Linked DNA regions of Homo sapiens: all the other regions are linked to region 1. The links are chromatin contacts, found by Hi-C or POLR2A ChIA-PET in ENCODE. All regions are on one chromosome and are shown on one strand. The core of a region is the stretch at or near the end of the contact, and the rest is flanking DNA. Distances in the headings are between cores, read along the strand shown. Region 1 overlaps PTPRG (protein tyrosine phosphatase receptor type G). Region 2 overlaps PTPRG (protein tyrosine phosphatase receptor type G). Region 3 overlaps PTPRG (protein tyrosine phosphatase receptor type G).

The links. Hi-C counts contacts between places; a loop is a spot of excess contacts on that map. ChIA-PET counts read pairs that join two places held with the same protein, here RNA polymerase II (POLR2A). Pooled maps may share reads with other maps.
Region 2: a loop to region 1 is called in a map of sciatic nerve, with 16 times the contacts of the local background. The contact joins two enhancer-like sites. A Hi-C loop is called at or near these places in 2 of 168 maps with a recorded cell type or tissue (endothelial cell of hepatic sinusoid and sciatic nerve) and 1 of 50 pooled maps. POLR2A ChIA-PET finds 5 or more read pairs at or near these places in 2 of 52 experiments (A673 and PC-9).
Region 3: a loop to region 1 is called in a map of ascending aorta, with 2.3 times the contacts of the local background. The contact joins two enhancer-like sites. A Hi-C loop is called at or near these places in 3 of 168 maps with a recorded cell type or tissue (ascending aorta, endothelial cell of hepatic sinusoid and left cardiac atrium).

Annotation. Positions count from the first base shown.
Region 1 is chr3:61,681,273-61,685,293 of GRCh38, reverse strand. All of the region lies in intron 1 of PTPRG (protein tyrosine phosphatase receptor type G), which reads right to left. It overlaps LOC124906245 (a long non-coding RNA gene), which reads right to left. Exons shown (of 2, transcript XR_007095942.1): 1 at 1-4,021. Among named protein-coding and RNA genes, the nearest start is that of PTPRG, 120 kb to the right of the region's middle. Within about 2 kb of position 2,218, at least 6 of the 41 ENCODE cell types and tissues checked have a DNase peak (open chromatin) inside an H3K27ac peak, as active enhancers do.
Region 2 is chr3:61,731,924-61,735,944 of GRCh38, reverse strand. All of the region lies in intron 1 of PTPRG (protein tyrosine phosphatase receptor type G), which reads right to left. Among named protein-coding and RNA genes, the nearest start is that of PTPRG, 170 kb to the right of the region's middle. Within about 2 kb of position 1,867, at least 3 of the 41 ENCODE cell types and tissues checked have a DNase peak (open chromatin) inside an H3K27ac peak, as active enhancers do.
Region 3 is chr3:61,636,022-61,640,042 of GRCh38, reverse strand. The region is part of intron 1 of PTPRG (protein tyrosine phosphatase receptor type G); the gene reads right to left. Among named protein-coding and RNA genes, the nearest start is that of PTPRG, 76 kb to the right of the region's middle. Within about 2 kb of position 2,387, at least 16 of the 41 ENCODE cell types and tissues checked have a DNase peak (open chromatin) inside an H3K27ac peak, as active enhancers do.

The DNA.
Region 1 (4,021 bases), core at 969-3,468:
CACGATAAGGCATTTGATGTCTTCCTTCTCCATCAGTGCGCCTGTTTGCACAGGCCAGTTTCCTTGTCTTGAACTCTTCCTGCCTCCACTGATAATTCCAAATTCTCAACATAGTAAGTGCAAGCACATTGCCCAATTTTTTAAATGTACTATCTCGTTTAATCCTCATAACCACCAGATGAGGGAGGTAGGCAGTCTTGTACTTAAGAAAGAGAATGAGAGAGGCGGAGGAGCGGGAAAAGAAAGAAGGAGAGCGGGAGGAGGAGTAACAGAGAGAGGGAGGGAGATGGGGAGAGAGAAACAAAGGCTCATCTCCAGGAGACTAGACTTGGGTTAAATAATTTGTCCCAAGGTCAGTCAATGGCAGGGAAGGGATTCACACAGAGGTGTCTCTGGTGACAGATATCACGATCATCTTCACCACCCCATATTGGTTCATTTAAAACCTGGTTCCCAAACTCAACTACTCCAGGAAGCCTTTCCCAGTCAACTGTAAAACTCAGATTTCCAAGTACCTTGGAATCTCACAGGCAAGTTTTAATCTACATTAATCCACATTTGCTAATTCTTGGTTCTGCAATTGTTCTAAGCTGTTTCACATGGTCCAGTTTTGGCTCCCAAACTAAGCTGTAAATGCCCCAGGATCAGAGGCCCCCGCTTTTATGACCTGTGTTTCCCACAGCCTTGGGTAATGGACTTCCCGACTTCCCACAGTAACAACCACACTGGGCTTAGAAGCTCCTGTCAGATGTTAAGACAGAGCCCCTCTGGGCTTGGACGTGTTCCCTTTGTTTCTCTCAATATCACTGGAGTGTGGCAAATACTGGCTCAGAGAAAACCCACACAGAAATGACTATATTTTTAAAAAGGGCTGTAAATGTTCCAAACCAAAAGATGCCAAAAGAAAAATCAAAATGTATGCTCACCTCAAAAGAACAGGCAACCCGCTCCCTAATGAGCCACATACAGGCACACAGATGTGTCCCGACAGCACAGCCTGGAGGGGAGCTGGCAGCAGCATACTGATGTGGAAACAAAGGTGAGATCCCCCACCATCACCACCAGCATATACACTCCCATAGGGGAAACAGGACAAGTTGTGACCACCTTACTACTCAGAAGGCAAAACTTCTGTTGGAGCTACTCTTAAAAGTCCAGGAAACATCTCTGATAGCCTATACGAGACAAAGGAGACAACAGTGGCAAACGGAAGCATGACTCCCTCATAGCTGTTTAGTCTCCAGGGAATCTCAAACCAGTGTACAACTGCAAGACCATGTTTATGTCATGCTTGCCCTACGGTACCATGGAGCTGGGATGAAGTTACACATTTCTAAATGTTACCAATATATAGCAACACATTCTAATCACAGCCCCAAGACGATAATCACATAATTTCTACTTTGTGCATACAGGCTATTATTAAACGCCTAGACTCGAATGGGAGGTCTCCTTCATAACTAAATTTACCAAGTTTTTAAAGTGTGGTTTTATTTGCTCTGCTGCTGATGCCAAACTGTAGCCTCAAGTCTTTCACCAATGTTTTTCAAGAAGGCTTCCAATATTCAAGTGACGGTGAAGTCATAAGTCGAGAGAGAGCTCAAGCACGACAGAGAACGAAATATATCAAACGGAAGAAAGGAACACTATGTCCCATGAAAAGGAAAACAATTCAAAGGGATTTCCAGTTTAGTTTGGCTACTGCAACCATGGTTTTAGAAAAGGCCACAAACTCAAGAGTGTTCCTGAGACGGCCAAGTAACCCCAAGGATGAGGGAGCTGTTAAGTGTAGAGAGGGATTTGGCTGCTTGGTTAACTGAATAGTATGGGAACCACCTATTTCCTAAAAGGGAAAAAAACACATCCTTGACTTAGAATCGAAAATTGACCCTCCACAGAGAATTGACTACTATTTCTAGGCCAATCCACAGCAACAGCTGTTACCACTGCCTCATTTACATATCACCCATTCAGAAAACTGTCCTGAGTGACTGACGCCATTCGGCTCTGCTGGCCTTACCCAGAGTTTCCAGGTTGGGACTGCCGTCAATTATCAGCCCAGCTGTCTTCGGCCATTGTGCTGATCTTTATAGCCTGACTTTTGCAATGCTGACTGAAAAGAGCAATTCAACTTTATGGAAAATAAAAACACCTCAAAGATTCCATAATGACTCACTTTTCAGCCCAGGTGTGACATCCCTGTAATTAGTCAGCAAGACACCTTGAGCTTTGTTAGGCCTAAAACCAAATCGATTTATCTACCATAGAGGAGCTATTCATACCACGTGGAAAATTAAGGAAGGAAGAAAGAGAGAAAGAAAAGCTTTCCACTTAAGGACAATTTAGCTAATAGATCACATATGTTCAGCTTTGTCTTCCCCTTGCCTTTTTCTGGTTTTAAATTTTATTACCCTGGGGCATTTGCACAAAACAGAATCTTCTTCGTTGCTTAGGAATTAATCCGCCACTGCTGTTTATTCCTCATTTGAGTCATAATCCTCCATTTGTGACATCACAATTAGCCACTTGTGGTGATGATTATAATGTCATGAACAAAGGATTATGACTGGGAGTTGGAAACAAAACAGCAGGGTCACTGAAAGCTGGGCAAGGAAGTTCTTTTCAAATAACCATCCCCAGGAATCAAGAATTGAGGGGTGGGAAAGAAGAACAGGATAGATAAACTAATTGGAAAAAATCCACCTTTGGACAGAAATGATAAATGAACCAGTAGTTCTGACCTAGTGAAAAAACACAGAATGAAGTTACCAGCTACCTTTTTCCTCACTGGCCCACTTTATTAAAAACTTTTTTATGTTTAACTTTACAACAAATGCCTATGTCCCCATCACCCATACCCATTACTGTCAACATTTAACAGCATCTGCTATATAAGTCTCTATGCACATATTTATTCCTCAACCATTTGAGAATAGCTTGAAGATATCATGCCCCTTGGACCCCAAATACTCGAGTGAATTTCTTAAGACAAAGACATTCTCGTATATAATCATAGTAGAATTATCAAATTCAGAGAATTTAACATTGATATAATATGGTCTAACTTATAGTCCATGTTTGCAGTTCACCATTATTTCCAAAATTCATTTCTCATTACCAGTTCACTTTTTTTTTTTTTTTTTTGAGACAGGAGTCTTGCTCTGTGGCCCAGGCCCAAGTGCAGTCACACAATCTCGGCTCACTGCAACCTCTGCCTCCCAGGTTCAAGTGATTCTCCTGCCTCAGCCTCCCATATAGTTGGGATTACAGGTGTGCACCCCACGCCTGGCTAATTTTTGTATTTTTAGTAGCGAAAAGTTTTCACTATGTTGGCCAGGCTGGTCTCGATCTCTTGACCTTAAGTGATCCACCAGCTTCAGTCTCCCAAAGTGCTGGGATTACAGGAGTGAGCCACTGCGCCCGGCCACTAGTTTACTTTTCAGTCATCAAGAAAATGAAGCCAACATCTTTTTTCAATTTTCCTCCATGGTCAACAACATTACTAATCCAAAATTCAGGAGCTTAAAAAAGTTAAATCCAGAGCAAGAAAAATCATAATGGCTACTGTTTATTTGGTGCTTCCTACATGCCCATATCAAATACTTTACATGTATTATCTCATCTAAACCCTATAGAAATTCCATGGGGCATGAGTCCTTATAATCCACATTTCATAGAAGAGGAATAAAAACTACCCCAGAGAATGAAGCATATATTGGGAAATATATCAAGGTGAAACAAACGGCCGAGTCCTCTCTGTATGACAATGCTTCCTCTGAAGAGCTGAATTCATGCTGGTCCTAGCAGGCAGTCTGACATGAATAGATTACGAGATCCAGTCAACCTTCAGGACAAACTGAAAGCAGACCAATACCCCACTGTAAATGAAGGCTGCAATTAAAAATGCAGATTGCAGGGTCAAGGCTGATTGTAATGTTTCAGCATTGGATCATTACAGAATATTCCAATACACATCCTGCCTCTGAGCAAGTTTTGTGGTTGGGTGTGTGGTGGGTAGTTT
Region 2 (4,021 bases), core at 618-3,117, 51 kb before region 1:
CAGAGCGAGATGCTGTCTCCAAAAAAAAAAAAAAATCATTGTTTTAACATGGATGTGAGCATGGCCTCAACCTCAACTCTGCCTCCCAAAACAATTCTAAAAAGAACTTTTCCGTAAGTCGGTGTGAGCACATCTAAGTAAAGGCTAATTAATAAATTAAATCTATGGTAAATTGTCTCTGCACAATGAGAAAGACTTTGTCTTTAGCACCTGTTCAGGATGGCTCTATAATCATGCATCTGTATTCAGGGACAAATATGCTTTGGGTAGAAAAATTCCAAATACACTGCTCTCTTCCTCACTCCAAGTCTGTAGGAACATTTCTTCCCCCTCAAACACAGGCCTCTCATCGGCTTTGTTTGATTCAATCAATGTAGGCCTGTCCCCGGCATTTCAAAGAAAAAAAAAAAAAAAACTCAAGGAATTGGGGTTAGTATTGCCCAGGCAACCACTTTAATGTTGCTAGTCAGAATATCCCAGGGCTACAGGTTCATTTTTGTTATCTCCATTTTTATTAGGTGTTAGATTTGCTTCCTTTCCAGCAAGAATGAGGCTGGCTTTGTTCTCTTCAATTGCAGAAAGAAATCATCAGAAGAAATATCTTGCATTTTGCTTTGCTTGAAGAGGAGTTATTAACTTGAAATAACACAATACGAGTCTCAAGGAAAATAATTTAAAAGGGCTATTACAATCTTAAATGAAGTGATTTAATTAAAAAAATTCTAACCACATAAAAATTTTCGCTAGAGCACATCAAGATGGCTAAAGCACTTATCTCTAGGTCTGTTTAAATAGCTCTAAAAGCAATTTCTTAAATTAATTATATGAGGAAAAATGTTTTGCCTTTTTGGGAAGAAGAGCTATTTAACCAAAGTCCTTTCCTGATGAAGAAACTGCAGCTATTAAAAAAGTGGGGTTTGTTTCCTTTCTCTTTTTTGGCTATGCTTTTTCAAAAACCTCCTCTGGCTCTGACCAATTATGCTATAAGATCCATCTGAAGAGTCAGACGGAAAAGCAGTTTCATGACTTTGGAAAGCTCACATTCAAAATTGAAAGTTTCAGTTCAGTATTATTCCCCCCCTCTCAATATCTATTTATATACAAGAAGCTAGGTGAAATCAATTTCAGGGAGACTTTTCAACTCTGAATATAAATCCTTTTATGACTCTGCAATACGGTCAATCAAACTTGGGATAGGAAGGAGAACAAAAAGGCAGTTTCCTTTTTTATTTTTAATAAATACACTAACGTTGAAGAGTCATTTTGTATCTTTGGGGGTTTCCCTATCAGGCAAAATTAAATGAAACGAACTCTTCCTTTGATTTATAGACAGCAAACGAGAAAGACATCGCATATGCAGTAAAATACTCTGGAACAAATTGGGACAACCGGGTGCCAAAGCCAAAGAACCGCAGATCACAGAAATCCTGGGTGAATTCTGAAAAATAAACACTCCTTTAAATATTACTTACAAAGGTTTATTAAATGGATTTGTTCTTAAATATCACCTCTGCATAATCAGTAAGTGAGTATTAAGTGAAAAGGTGAGAGAAATAGATGGTATTAGGAGCAACTGGAAACCTCCAGTTTTTCTTGCATGCCTGTCCATTCATATTCTGGTTAATCTATTCTTTGATATTTAACATAATGGAACCAAAAAGTAGGAGAGAAAAAAGCCTGCAGATTTTAGGTATTTCAGAAATCATACATGATATCTGAGGTTTATTCAAGAACCAGTGTTTCAGAAAAAGCGAGAAAGAGAAAAAGCACTTTGTAAAATGCATTTAGGAAGTTTCTCTTTAACAGTCATGCTCTAACCAGAGAGTTCTTATTAAAATAATTTACCCAAAGTGAACAGATGTTGGCTGGGCGTGGTGGCTCATGCCTGTAATCGCAGTACTTTGGAAAGCCGAGGCAGGCGGATCACTTGAGCTCAGCTTGGGAAACATGATAGACCCATCTCTACAAAAAATACAAAAATTAGCCAGGTATGGTGATATGCACCTGTAATCCCAGCTACTTGGGAGGCTGAGGTGTGAGGACCGCTTGAGCCTGGCAGGCAAAGGTTGCAGTGAGCTGAGATTACACCACTGCATTCCAGCCTGGGTACAGAGCAAGACTTTGTCTCAAAATAAAATAAAACAAAACAAAAGTGAAGAGTTGATCAATCCCAGGATGAAACAGTAGAAGGAACAGGGAAATGAGACTAAAGATATTGTGGCAGAAACAAAGATTTTTAATTTATGTTTTGGGAAGAAGTCAGGAATGCTTTTTAAAGCTCCATCTCAATGTCAAAGAAATAAATCCATTCCTAAAATTTGTCCTGCTCTGCTTTAGTTGCTAAAATTCACAAAGAAAATGAGTAATGGTGCTGGTGATAGGTAATGCTTCTTTAGCACTTACCATGTACCAGGAGGCACTGTGCTGATCTATTCAACTGAAATATCTCATGTTAACCCTCACCAGAGCTTTCTGGGATAAATGCTCTCATTATTCCCATTTTAAAAACCAGGCAATCTAGGCACAGAATGGTTAAGGACCTTGCCAAAGTCACATGGCACATGACAGAGAAATGAATACACACCCAGACACTCTAAACAGATAGAGAAACGGAAAGGAAGCTCCACTGGGACCCCCTAATTAAGTGTGAGGGGCTACAACATAGAAATGAATCATGAAGATTTAGTTATTTCACAAAATATACAGAGTATAAAGACCCAAACATGAAATACCAATATAGAACATGTTTGAACTGATACAAAGTGACCTTTGACCTGGGTTTCTCCTGGACAATTCTAATTTCATAGAATCTGTCTCAAGAACACTACTAGGTACTTAAATGCCCAACCCTGTGTCCCACAAGAAACACAGTATGTTTTTGACTGTCCTTTTAAGAGATTTCACACTGTAAAAACCCTCTAGTGGCACTAAAAATACTATAATAAAAGTGATCATTCCTGAAAATTATTACAAGGCTTGTAAAGAGAATTCTAACACTACAGCCTACACAGGAAGGCATTATGCTAACACCAACTAACTGCTGCGAAAACAATTCACTTTCTTTTAAACAGAAAAAGGGAATGTTCCACGCAGGCATATGTTCACATTTTAACTGAGCAGTGGGGATAAGAAGCACCCTTCCAAATTGTGCTGTCCGACACTGTCGCCCCTAGCTAATGCAAGATTTATTTATTTATTTATTTATTTATTTATTTATTTATTTATTTATTTATTTTGAGACGGAGTCTCGCTCTGTCACCCACGCTGGAGTGCAGTGGAGTGATCTTGGCTCACTGCAAGCTCCGCCTCTCGGGTTCATGCCATTCTCCTGCCTCAGCCTCCCGAGTAGCTGGGACTACAGGTGCTCGCCATCATGCGCGGCTAATTTTTTGTATTTTTAGTAGAGACGGGGTTTCACCGTGTTAGTGCAAGCTCCGCCTCCCGGGTTCATGCCATTCCCCTGCCTCAGCCTCCCGAGTAGCTGGGACTACAGGTGCTCGCCACCATGCCCAGCTAATTTTTTGTATTTTTAGTAGAGACAGGGTTTCACCGTGTTAGCCAGGATGGTCTCAATCTCCTGACCTCGTGATCCGCCCACCTCGGCCTCCCATAGTGCTGGGATTACAGGCATGAGCCACTGCGCCCGGCCTGCTAATACAGGATTTCAAATGCTTAGTAAGAAACAAAAAGGCAAAATATCTCATCAACATTTTTAAAATTCTGATTACATGTCAAAATGACATTTTAGATATACTGGGTTATATAAATTATTCTAATTAATTCCACCTGTTTCTTTTTACTTTTTATGGTAGCTGCTACAAAATTTAAAAGTCCCTATGTGGGTCAGGCACAGTGGCTCACCACTGTAATCCCAGAACTTTGGGATGCCAAGGCAGGTGGATCACCTGAGGTCAAGAGTTCAAGACCAGCCTGGCCAACATGGTGAACTCCCCCGTCTCTATTGAAAATACAAAAATTAGCTGGACATGGTAGTGGGCGCCTGTAATACCAGTTATTCAGG
Region 3 (4,021 bases), core at 1,138-3,637, 45 kb after region 1:
CTTTCAAAGGTATATACCACTCCATACTTAGTATGTGTTGAGTTTTTATTGAATGAAAAACAGAATAGGAAAAAGACAGGGACACCCACTTTCAACACTCCTATTCAATATAGTACTGAAAGTCCTAGCCAGAACAATCAGGTAAGAGAAAGAAAGAAAAGGCATCCAAATAGGAAAAGAAGTCAAACTATCTCTCTTCACTGATATGACTGTATAACTAGAAAACCCTAAAGACAAACGCTCCTGGAACTGATAAACAACTTCAGTATGAAGTTTCGAGATACAAAATTAATGTATAAAAACCAGTAGCATTTCTATAGACCAATAATGTTCAAGCTGACAGCCAAATCAAGAACGCAATCACATTTACAATAGCCACAAAAAAGAATAAAATACCTAGGAATACATCTAATCAAGCAGGTGAAAGATTGCTACAAGAAGTACGAAATACTGCTGAAAAAAATCACAAATGACACAAACAAATGGAAAAACCTCCCATGCTCATGGATTGGAAGAATCAATATCGTTAAAACAACCATATTGCCCAAAGCAATGTACAGATTTAACACTATTCCTATCAAACTACCAATATCATTTTTCACAAAATTAAAACAAAAACTATTCTAAAATTCATATGGAACCAAAAAAGATCCCGAATAGCCAAAGCAATCTTAAGCAAAAAGAACACAGTTAGATGCATCACATTACTTAATTTTAAACTATGCTATAAGGCTACAGTGACGAAAACAGCATGGTACTATTACAAAAACCAACACATACACCAATGGAACAGAATGGAGAACCCAGAAATAAAGCCATACATTGATAGCCATCTGATCTTCAACAAAGTCCACAAAAATAAACAATAGGGAAAGGATTATCTATTCAATTAATGATACTGGGATAACTGGCTAGCCATATGCAGCGGAATGAAAGTGAACACCTCCCTTTCACCACATATGAAAATTAAGATGGATTAAAGATTTAAATGTAAGATCAGGAACTATAAGAATCCTAGAAGAAAACCTAGGAAACACCATTATAAACATCAGCCTTGGAAAAGAATTTATGACTAAGTCCTCAAAAGCAATTGCAATAAAAACAAATACAGACAACTGGACCTAATTAAACTAAAGGGCTCTGCACAGCAAAAGAAAAATATCAGCAGAGTAAACAGACAACCTTCAGAATGGGAGACAATATTTGCAAATATGCATCTGACCAATATCTAATATCCAGAATCTATAAGGAATTTAAACAACTGAACAAGCAAAAAACAACCTTATTAAAAAGTAGGCATGGCAAGGCTGGGCACGGTGGCTCACGCCTGTAATCCCAGCACTTTGGGAGGTCAAGGCAGGCAGATCACTTGAGGCTAGGAGTTCAAGACTAGCCTGTTCAACATAGGGAAATCCCTCTACCCCAAAAAAAAAAAAAAAAAAAAAAAAAAACTAGCCAGGCATGGTGGTGTGTGCCTGTAGTCCCAGCTACTTGGGAAGATTTTTTTTTTCAATTCTATGATAATCTAAAAATAAAATATTCCCATTTATGAACAACAAGCCAGGCAAGAACCCTGATAACTGGCAATCAAAAGAGACTTGCATGTAAACCTTAGGTTTACCTTATGTTTGTTGGGTTTGGTACAATTCACAGGGTTCTTGCAAGGTGCTTTCCCCTTTGAAAAGGGGTCTACACATTACTTAAATGGAGAGATGCTGCTCTACAGCAAGGTCCTGAAATTCTGCTTAACATAACAGGAAAAAAAAAACTACATACAAATATTAAATATCCTTCTAGTGGGTGCTCTTAAATACTAAAAAGAAAAAAATCAGTGTCATTTCTATATCAGCATCTGAAGAGAATTAGCAAGAAGCCTTTTTGGTTTTTATAAGGCCACTTGGGAATACCTGCAAATAATAACTTTGTACCACGATTTGGAAAACAGCAGTTGAAGAGTTAACAAGTCTAAGGACAACAGACTCCTTTTTAAAAGATAACCAAGAATTTTTTTTGTAATTACGTCCTTAAAATTCCAAAAGTGAGTCACAGTTCCAAGTGATAAGTGGAATCCGATTATCATGCTAAGATTACACACAGTTCTCTTAACGAGATCCAGTCTGAATAAATAATAATTCACAGACATGAATGGTAAGATGGCTATGCTCATCTCTCAACATATCACTCACTTGGTCGGTGAGGTTCTCAAAGGGCTGGGCTGGGTTTGTAGGCAGGAGTTTCCTGGGCAGCAGAGTTTAAATGTGACTGATATCTCTGTTTCTGGTGCATGGCCAACAACGATAAACACACACACACAAATCCACAGTTGGCAACACTGGTGAGGACAGAGGCGTGGAAGCAATGCGACGCAACCCCGGTGGACTCCTAAGAAGTCTACAGTTCCCGCAGGTGTGTGCTCCGGCATCACAAACAACTTCGCTTCCGTCTGAAACTGAAACCTGAAGGGAACAAGCCTTGGAAGGAACAGAAAGCGTTCTGCTTGATCTGCACAGTCTCAGTTTTGACATTCAGAAAGCCACAGAAAGTTCTCTGGCCTCTGTTTTCATCCTTGAAATCCAGCCCTTACCAACATGCCCAGCACATGATGGTGTATTGTGGGGACTGCTTCACTCAGTCCTCTCAAAAACCTTATGAGGTTAAGTCCTTCTACTATCCGCATTATCCAGATGAGAAAATTACCCAAGTTAACCTTCAAGTCATTTGCCAAAGGTCATTCTGATAATAAGTGGGACAAGAGCCAGAATTCAAATTGTAGTCTGAGCTGCTGGATGTCACAACTAACTACCTGACCAGAGATAGGCAACTGACATGAATAATTCCATAATGCCAGGACATCTTAGTTCTGGTACAAACATAAGGATTTTTAGAATTGAAAATATTGCATATGAATATAAAAATGTGTTAGTCCGCCAACTCCACACAGAACAATGGCTAAGAGAAGACTCTCTTTCCTCCACAGCAATAAGCTATGTGGCAGAGAGGCCACACCACTCAGCAATCAGTATACTGATCACTGACATGGATGAGGACAGAGAATGGAGATTTAACCAATTGGCATAGTACCCAAGGTTGAAATGAACAAATCATATGATCAATCAAAGAATCAAAATTTCAAACTTCCAGCAAGGCGGAACCAGACTAATACCAACAGTATGAGATTTTACCAAGTAAAATACTACATGAGATTAATCAAAAAATCATCACAGTGCAGGAGCAGACAGAGCAGTGTTTCATACAAAAAAAAAGCATTTGAAACAAATGTTTAGATCAGCACTATTCATGATAGTCAAAAGTGGAAACTACCCAAATACCCATAAAGAAATGAGAGTATAAACAAAATGTGGTATATCCATAGAGTGGACTTTTATTTGTCCATAAAATAAATGAAGTATTGATACAACAAGGCTGGGCGTGGTGGCTCACGCCTGTAATCCCAGCACTTTGGGAAGCCAAGGCAGGCAGATCACTTGAGGCCGGGAGTTCGAGACCAGCCTGACCAACATGGTGAAACCCAGTCTCTACTAAAAATACAACAAAAAAAGTACTGATACAACAAGATAGATGAACCTTGAAAATATTTTGCTAAGTGAAAGAAGTCAGACACAAAAGGCCACCTATTAAATGAAATGTCCAGAATAGGCGAATTTATAAGATAGTAATTAGTAGATGCTTAGGGCTGGAGGTGTTTAACGAAAATAGGTAACTGCTAATGGGTATAAGGTTTCTTTCGGGTATAATAAAAATGTTCTAAAATAAGATCATTATACAACTCTTTGAATATATGCAAAATACTTTAAATGAGTAAACTGTATACTATATGAATTCTATCTCAATAAAGCTGTCACCAAAAGGGAAAAAAAGCAACTGGAGCATTTAGTTGTCTGTGTGTTTTCAGACAGCAATATACAGTACTTTAGACGATAGGAAAGCTAAACTGACCTTCAGGATAGCTCAAATTTAGGAAGAATTTATGCAAGAATGAAAAATGTTGTCACCATGAAGT